Linked DNA regions of Homo sapiens: all the other regions are linked to region 3. A link is a contact called in ENCODE Hi-C or POLR2A ChIA-PET data. All regions are on one chromosome and are shown on one strand. The core of a region is the stretch at or near the end of the contact, and the rest is flanking DNA. Distances in the headings are between cores, read along the strand shown. Region 1 holds the start of TTC28-AS1 (TTC28 antisense RNA 1). Region 2 holds the start of EWSR1 (EWS RNA binding protein 1). Region 3 holds the start of FBXO7 (F-box protein 7).

Region 1 (2,700 bases), core at 201-2,700, 4.6 Mb before region 3:
GTCTGAGCAAAGACCTGGAAGAAGGTGAGTTAGTGTGCCAAGGGAAGAACACTTCAAGCAAAGGGAACAAAAGCAGGTGGAAAGGTCTTGAACTGAACTTATTCTAGAGTAGCAGAGGAACAGCAAGGAAGCTTGCGAAGATGGAATGGGCAAGGAAAAGGTAGTAAATGAGATCAGGGCAGGAAAAAAAAGTGTAAAGCCTTGTAGCTGTTGCAGAGGCTTTGACTTTTATTCTGGGTGAGACAGGGAGTCTTTGGGAGGTATTAAGTCTCAGAGAAGTGCATCAGTGACTTTTTAAAGGAGGTTTAAGAACACTAAAAATAAGGTGTCTGAAAAAAGCTAAATTAAGCCAAAAATATTTCTAAGAATTTAAAATGAAGAATTTGAAAACCAACGAATGGGCCATACTCGACCTCCCTAGCTGCCCAAAGGATGCTGACGACACGAACCAGCTGTGACAGACGAACATTCAGAGGCAAGCAGATTTCCGTAATGTTTACAGTCCTTGCCAGTAGGAAAAGCCGTGACTTTTCAACAAAATCACTTGGCCAGTCGGATGCACCTCGAAATCCCTCCATTTGACAGAGCACGTGTTAACTTCTAAGAAAGTAGGTGGGGCCCGGGATGTCACCTCATCTTAAAACATGCGGAAACCAAAAAGAGAAAAGGCTCTCCCGTCAAGTCAGCGGAGCTGCCCAGGAGAGCGGAGGCTTTCCGGAATCCCGGCTCCACCACGAACTTCAAGGCGCCAGCGTCCCACCGCGAGTCCTGACACGAGGGCTGCCTTCAACCGGCAAGCCCATCTCCCGCTGGTTACCAGGGGACTCCACCCCGGACGACAAATCACAGTCAGAACCAACGTGTCTCTCCCACCCTCGGACTGCGGCTCCTTCCCACCGGCGGGCCTGGGGGTGGGCCCAGACCCAGCCTGGGGGTGGGGGGTTGGGGAGAAGGCGGGTCCCAGCGGAAACTCCCGGCCGCGCCTTCCCGAGCCATGCGCTCGGGCCGGGACCCAGCCGCCTTCGCCCCGGGGAAGGGAGAGGGCGTGTTACCACGGCAATGCCTGGAGGGCCGAGGGGCGCACTCGCTGAGGGGCTTCGAAGGGGCCGGGGGAGGGAGGGGGCGCCCGCAGGGAGGGGCTGACACAGGGCTGACTCCGATTTAGGAATATCCTACCACTTCTCCATCAACAAATCTCCCATCACTGCCGTCCCACGGCCTCGCTCGCGCCCACAGACCCACTCACAATTCCTTGATCAGCACCATCTTCCCGGAACCCCCTCACAGCTGCCGCCGATACCACCGCCGCCGCCGCCGCTACCGCCTCTCACAGCGCCTGCGCGGCCCCGCCTCCCTGCCCCCCCGAGCCACCATCGCGCCTGCGTGCTTACACCCTTCCGCCGCGACCAGTCGCGTCAGCGCGCGAGGGGGCCTAGCTCCGCCCAGTTTCGTGCCCCACCCCGGGCACACGAGGCCTCCACTGCGGTTGCGCAGCCTGCCGAAGAGCGTGCGGCTTCTACTGCGGCTGCGCAAGCTCGACGCGCGCACTCTTGTCTGCTTACGAGGGCTCCTCCCTTCAGCTTTGGTCCCTCGGGGCGTCTGGGCAGCCTACGCTTTCCGGTGAGTTTTCCAGTTGGTTCTTTGGAAGCCGTTTTGCGGTGACTGGTTTTCTGCTCTCTCTCACTGCTCCGAGTCAGGGCCCACCTCCTTGACCGACACCTCACCTCCATAGTCCACATAAAAGACTCCTGACAGGTTCTGGAGGCAGCCGACGCCAGCTTCTGTTCCCCTCCCCAGCCCTTGGCAGCTCAGGTTCCGCGGGAGGACGTTCACCTGCTTCGCGGTCTCGTGGAGGTCCACCGCGGCGGAGAATCCTAAACCTCACCTGTGACTCGGCAGGATGAGCGGCCAGCACTCCCGACGGAGGCCCTCTGGGAGAAAAGAGGCCCTTGGCCTCGAGACCCAGGAAAGCGGGCTGTTCAGGAGTTGGTTCGCGCAGTTACACCGAAAGCGCCGTGGGCCTCAAAGCCGCAGCCCGGAGGTCGCTGGCTTGCTCTGTGTCAGACACGGTTCTAGGCAGTGGGGATGCATCTAGAAGCAGACACAGTCCCTGTTCTCAAGAAGCTCACAGTCTAGAGGAGACAACTCACTTGGAAAGAAAGCAGGGAGAATTTGGGGTGGTGGGGAAGTGCTATGCTATGAATACAGTGGAGTACTGGGAGAAGCAGAGGACTCAAGACAAGGGCTGTCTTAGGAGGCGGTGTTTGAGCCTAGCCTGTTAGGATGTGAGAGGGGCATTCCAGTTGGAGGGAAATATGACCCGAGGATGGAGTAAGCCTAGGGTGTTCAAGGATCAGCTAGAGGGCAGATGTGGCCAGAACATCCTAAGTGAGGGTGGGAAATGAGCTGGGACCAACTGGATTACTAGGCCATAGTAAAGAATTTGTCTTCTAAGAACCATGAGAACCTGTTGAAAGGCTATTAAGACGATTAAAATATCACGAAAACATTTTTGTATAAACATCTGGTGTATCTGATAGTGGAATACATCTGTGGAGTTAGGGCTGCCTCCAAAAAAATAACGGAAATGGACTGACTCAGTGACTCCCAGGGACTGCCTTAGGAGAAAGTTTCTGGAATGTCAGAACTTCCAGAAACTTTCTCCTAAGGCAGTCCCTGGAGTCACCGAGTTTCTCTTAT
Region 2 (2,700 bases), core at 111-2,610, 3.2 Mb before region 3:
TGGAAGCCCAGCTCAAATATCCCTTCCCCTCCTCTGGCCCCCTAACATCATGGATCTTATCCTTAGGAGCACAGCTTGGCCAGTCTGTCTCCCTAGGCAGGTGGTCTGAGCTCATGGCTCCTCTGATCCAACCCCACATTCCCCAGGGTATTCACAGCACACAGCCAGTGCTTTATATATGTTCACTGAAAAAAGGACACTAGCTTGGCTCCTGGTCCTGCCGAGGGATTTGAAGGTGAACCCTGCCCTTCGCGGACCCGGGCATCCACCTAGGGGGCTGGGGCTAGAGGTCCAGGAAGGTGGGCAGGGTCAGCCTTGCCTGGAGGCAGGGTTTGGGGCCAAGGCACCCACCGTAAACCTCCTCCTGCATCGACACCTCACAACCATTCCCCAGCTCTGGGCACCTTAGCAAGGGTGAAGGGCTTACCCGTGGACACTCGGAACTGGGACTTGAGCCCCCTGGACCTCACTTTCTTCAATCTATGAAACGGGGCAGTGCACCACCAGGCCCTGCCTACCTTACTGGGAAGCCGGGAGGGCAGAATGGAAAGACAAGGACGGAGATTCTTCCGGTGGCGGATAGAGTAGGGGGTCCCAGGATCTGTCTGGTTCGAACTCAGCTGGTGACTTTGCAGAGATACTCAATTTCCTTGGGCCTCAGTTTCCCCTTCTGTAGAAACAAGGATATCGGATGAGGGATGATTAAAGGGCCTGCTCCACCTCGACCGTTACCGGGGATAGGGTCTCGGGGCCAGGCACGGCGTTCGAGGCCTCCCACCCAGCCGACCGGCCTTGGGGACCCTTCCCCGCTGGCCCGGGCCACGCGTCCCGGGTACTCACTGCAGAGCGCGCCCGGCAACCCCGAAAGGCCGGTCGGGGACCCCGGCTGGGAGTCAGGACTCTAGCTCCCGGGCGCGACCCGAGAACCCTGAATCCATTCCGCGCACACCCGGCCGCGTGACCCCTGCCGACCGGCTGGCGCGCCACCCATTCCCCGCGGCCCGCGGATTAGTCAGCAGTTGTTCTAGTCCGGGTCCCTTCCCCCAGCCCTCCCGCCGATCTCCGTCTCCCTGCAGGGCCGACTCTTCAGCGACCGTCCCTAGAGCCAGCGGACGGAACCATTCCAAACAGCCTAGTCTCGTGCTGAGAGCCTCTCCGGTTTCACGCTGAGACCCGCTCACCCCCGCTCTGGCCCCTTAGATGCTATTTTGGCCCGAGTGTCACGTCGGGCGCTCTTTAGAGAGGACTGGGACAAGAGTTGCGGACGCGAAGAACGAGTAAGCGGTGGTTCATCCCTCCTGACCCCACCCCCGTGGCCTGGCCCGATGGTCGCGCCCGGGGTTGCGAGATTTGCGCCTGCGCAGTGCGGCGCCTAGAGGGAAAGCGAGAGGGAGACGGACGTTGAGAGAACGAGGAGGAAGGAGAGAAAATGGCGTCCACGGGTGAGTATGGTGGAACTGCGGTCGCGCCGGCGGTAGCCGGAACGCCCAAACTGGGGGTCGTTCGTCTCTGGGCTTGGCTGGGAAGACTGAGTGGAGTTGCCGAGAGGGGGTTGAGGCACCCGCCGCGGCCCGACGAGCTCGGGGATCCGCATTCCTCTCCCCTCCCCCAACCGGGCGGGCCGGTTCTGGAATCTTCCGGCGCCCGTGGCGCGCGGGGGGCTTGCTGCGGCGGGGGCGCGCGGGGCCCGCCTTGGCCTCCATTGTGTGGCGGTCCTCGCGCCCTGAGCTCCGGGCCTCCCGCCACGTGGGCGGGGCCTGCGGCCTTCGAGGCCCTGCGTGAAGGGGAGGATTTGGCCAGGCCTCAAGCCGGTCACTATGAAACCGCCGGGGGGCCCGCAGGCTGCTGTCCCTGTGAGGCCTCCCTCCCCGTTTTCAGGGTTTCCTGAGAAACCAGGGGAAAAAGCAAATAAAGATACCGTGGATTTGTGGGCCGAGGGGTGCCGGCCTATGAGCGGGAGCCCCGTCATCCTTAAGACCCAGTCGGCTGGGGCGTCTGGCGCTGCCGAGCTGCCCCCTCTGTGGCTTCCAGCCCCAAGCCGAACTTCTGCTCGCCTGGGCTTTAGACAGAATGTGCTTCCCTCCTCCAGGGCCCCCAGTTTGCCGCTTTCTTGGGCTTCTCCATTTTTATCGTTATTAATCCACGTCCTCCCCTCCCCCAAAACCAATTAAGTGGCTTCCCAGGGCCCTTTTTCTGCAAACGCCGAGGGACATCCGTTGTATAATAAGGCCAGCCTGGGTCGAGAGACGAGAAACGCTACCAGAAAGATATTTCTGGTCTCTCTGACCTAGGAGGAACAAAAGGCCGAGCCTTCATTTGAATTATGTTTCAGCAGTGGCCTCGCACGTTTATTCGCCTGCGTTAGGCCGGCAGGCCTGTTGATTTCGTAGGTCGACAGAGGAGAGGGGAAAAAAGGCCAGTAGAAGCAATCTTAAAGGCACTTGCAAGCAAGCCCCGGTTGGGAACTCCAAAATGGGAGTAGAGTGGTCCTTGATGGAAGGAGCGTTTAAGAGTGTCGCCTAGCCATCACCTGCAGTTCGCAATCTGTGGGTACACTAACCCGCGAAAATTGGCAGGGTGGAGCATTTTTGCCCCGGGGGTATTCTCAGGCCACCTGGTTCCAGGCCTTAGAGACAGTGGGAGAAGATGAGAAGGAAGACAGGAAAAGTTCTGGGCACTCCAGAGTTTTTGGAGTCCAGA
Region 3 (2,733 bases), core at 7-2,506:
ACTATGGTTATCACACAAGGACGAAACTTGATACTCTCTCTCATCTAAGTTATCATTAGTTAGACCCTCTATGGTAGCCAGCCTCCAGGATGGCCCGCAGCGATCCCTGTCTGTTGGCATTCATACCTTTGGCTGGATCCTCTCACACATAGGGTTGGTTTGTAAATATGACAAAAGCCGTATGTGACCTCTGGAGCTAGGTCATAAAAGACATTGTGGCTTATACCTTGGTCTCTCTGGGATCACCTGCTCTGAAGGAAGCCAGCTGCCATGTCATGGGGACACTCAAACAGCCCTATGGGGAGGTTCACGTGGTGAAAACAGGTCTCTGGCCAACAGTCATGACTGTGCCATCCTGGAGGCCGATCCTCCAGCCCTAGTCAATAACTGCTGCCCTGGCCTACAGTTTGTAATCTCATGGGAGACCTGGAGACAGAACCACCCAGCCACGCATCCCCAAATCCCTTTACCTCTAAAACCTGTGGGACAACAAATGTTTATTGCGTTAAACTTTGGGGTGATTGTTATGCAGCCACAGAGTTCTAATAAACTGTCGGACATAGATTACTGGCTACAAATAGTTCTACTTTTTTTTTGAGACAGGGTCTCGTTCTGTGGAACCAGGCTGAGGTGCAGTGGTGCGATCACAGCTCATTGAGGCCTCGACCTCCGGGCTCAATCGACCCTCCCGCCTCAGCCACCCAACTAGCTGGGACTACAGGCAGGCGCCACCACACCTAATTTTTTGTATTTTTTGTAGAGATGGGGGGGGGGGTTTCACCATGTTGCCCAGGCTGGTCTCGAACTCCTGGGCTCAAACGATCCACCCGCCTCGGCCTCCCAAAGTGCTGGGATTACAGGCGTGAGCCACCGCGCCCGGCCAACCTAAGGATTAACCTAAGGCTTCTCAGAGCAGATGCCGCTGGAACTGAGGGCCACGGAAGAAAGGGGGTGACACTTGGTCCTGGGGAGTGGCGACTGTATTGTCTGTCTGCAGCATCCCTATCAGCGCTACCGTTGTTCCACGCACACAGGGAGTAAGTACTGGGAGTCCCAGCCACCGCCGCGGAAAATCTGGGATGCCAGCGAGCGGCCGCATCTCGGCGCCTGCGCACTGTGCCCGCGCTCTCAGGCAGCGCCGTTGCGCGCGGAGTCATCGATCGGCCGACCCCGAGAGGCCCGGTTCCTTTAGGCCGCCTGCCCGCCTCCAGCTCTCGGGGTCGGCTCCAGGAGGCGCCCTCAGGAGAGGGGCGGGCGCTCTATTCCAGAGACCGAGTGGCAGGGCGGCCACTGTGGCGGGGCTCTTTCCCCGTTTCGCCTCAGCTACCCCTCAGCTCCGGTAGTCGCCAGTCCGGGGTCGTCGCCGTTTGGGGCGGGAGCTGCTCGGCCCCGCCGCCGTCCCCGTCGCCGCTTCCGGGTCCAGGCCCCTCGGGCCGCCTGCCGCCGTCATGAGGCTGCGGGTGCGGCTTCTGAAGCGGACCTGGCCGCTGGAGGTGCCCGAGACGGAGCCGACGCTGGGGCATTTGCGCTCGCACCTGAGGCAGTCCCTGCTGTGCACCTGGGGGTACAGGTACGCTGGGGCCGGGGCTGGGCGGCCCGCGGGGAGTGGGGAGTGCTTGGGGTGGGTGCAGGGCGGGTTGGCGTCATCTGTGGGCTGCAGGCGCGGGCGTGGCCGGGCGATAGGCCAAGTGCGGGGACGCCGGGGGGGCCTTCACGGGAGGCCCGGGCTCTTCCGGGCGTCGCGGAGCCGGAGGGTGCAGGCGACGGGAAGCGCGGGTGGTCGGCTGGGGTCCGGCTCCTGGAGAACATGGCCCGGCCTCCCGGGGGCTCTGGTCCCCTCCTCGGTGAGTCATGGCTTCTGGTTTTGCAGTAAACGGAACCAGGGAGAGGAGGGAACGCACAATTTCCACAACTGGTTAGATTTCAAGTTGGAAATGATGAGCTTGGCTTGGGTTAAACCTTTCTGGACTGTGAGGGGTCCGAGTTAATTTCTTCAGCTGTTGGAGTATTTCAATGAAAAAGTTTGGAAATTGCTAGAAGTTAAAAATCTGCCCTCAATCCGAGGCCACCGGTAGCTTGTATCGCTGCTGTGAAGCGGCAACAATTTTAGATTCTGTTGTGTTCATGCGCCGAGCACCGCGGTGAGCGCTTGGACTTCGCCGCCGAAAAGTTTTAGAAAGGACAGCGTGTAGGCGTGTTTCAGACCATTTCATTTTCTTGGGTGAAATGTTGCTTTTTTGCTAAAACTGAGGCAAACGTTGATCTTGAGAGCTTGCAGTTTGGGGGCAGTAAAGTTGAGAAAGGATCATATTCTGTTATTGGTTTGTGGGACTGCAGGTGAAGCTGCTTTGTTTCCCTAAAAGATACTTTTTGGGGACAATAATTTGGGAGTAAAGCGGCAAGGTAAGAGTGGTCCTCTTCAAATACTGAGCTAGTGAATTTGAAACTTGAGTGTGCTAAGGAAAAATGAAAAAGATGTTCCCTGGGGATTTTTAGGTGAATTCTTCAAAACAAAAGCAAACCTTCCTACGTTTTCACCTTATTTTTAGGGAATTGGGTAAAATGAGGCCGTTATTCTGAACTTCTCGCCCTTTCATTTTCCTGGTTAAGACATTATTAGATTGAAAGTAAGCCTGTTTTCTTCCTGATTAAAAAAAAAACCCTAAATAAGATACTGACATAACTCCTTTTAAACATTATAGTAAGTGACATGCCTACTGTTATTTCTTGTTG

Evidence for each region. A loop is a pair of places that touch in the nucleus more often than their neighbours do. ChIA-PET counts read pairs that join two places held with the same protein, here RNA polymerase II (POLR2A). Pooled maps may share reads with other maps.
Region 1: a loop to region 3 is called in a pooled map, with 22 times the contacts of the local background. The contact joins the promoter of TTC28-AS1 here to the promoter of FBXO7 in region 3. A Hi-C loop is called at or near these places in 1 of 168 maps with a recorded cell type or tissue (CD8-positive, alpha-beta T cell), 1 of 37 single-sample maps with no recorded cell type and 8 of 50 pooled maps.
Region 2: a map of CD4-positive, alpha-beta T cell shows a loop between it and region 3 (11-fold over the local background). The contact joins the promoter of EWSR1 here to the promoter of FBXO7 in region 3. A Hi-C loop is called at or near these places in 3 of 168 maps with a recorded cell type or tissue (CD4-positive, alpha-beta T cell, CD4-positive, alpha-beta memory T cell and CD8-positive, alpha-beta T cell) and 7 of 50 pooled maps. POLR2A ChIA-PET finds 5 or more read pairs at or near these places in 1 of 52 experiments (activated CD4-positive, alpha-beta T cell).

The regions. Positions count from the first base shown.
Region 1 is chr22:27,917,926-27,920,625 of GRCh38, forward strand. It overlaps TTC28-AS1 (TTC28 antisense RNA 1), which reads left to right and starts at 1,451. Exons shown (of 5, transcript NR_026963.1): 1 at 1,451-1,620. It overlaps PITPNB (phosphatidylinositol transfer protein beta), which reads right to left and starts at 1,331. Exons shown (of 12, transcript NM_012399.5): 1 at 1,247-1,331. The coding sequence starts at 1,266. MIR3199-1 (microRNA 3199-1) reads right to left here and starts at 2,687; the gene lies at 2,600-2,687. MIR3199-2 (microRNA 3199-2) reads left to right here and starts at 2,601; the gene lies at 2,601-2,686. RefSeq lists enhancers at 531-1,516, 1,517-2,501, 1,672-1,851 and silencers at 782-1,101, 1,292-1,361.
Region 2 is chr22:29,266,908-29,269,607 of GRCh38, forward strand. EWSR1 (EWS RNA binding protein 1) reads left to right here and starts at 1,361. Exons shown (of 17, transcript NM_005243.4): 1 at 1,361-1,442. The coding sequence starts at 1,430. It overlaps RHBDD3 (rhomboid domain containing 3), which reads right to left and starts at 1,074. Exons shown (of 7, transcript NM_012265.3): 1 at 841-1,074; 2 at 519-670. RefSeq lists enhancers at 953-1,824, 1,217-1,276, 1,387-1,446 and a silencer at 1,617-1,706.
Region 3 is chr22:32,473,555-32,476,287 of GRCh38, forward strand. FBXO7 (F-box protein 7) reads left to right here and starts at 1,257. Exons shown (of 9, transcript NM_012179.4): 1 at 1,257-1,570. The coding sequence starts at 1,449. RefSeq lists enhancers at 232-291, 1,017-1,517, 1,180-1,349, 1,518-2,018, 1,604-1,773 and silencers at 1,338-1,527, 1,538-1,847.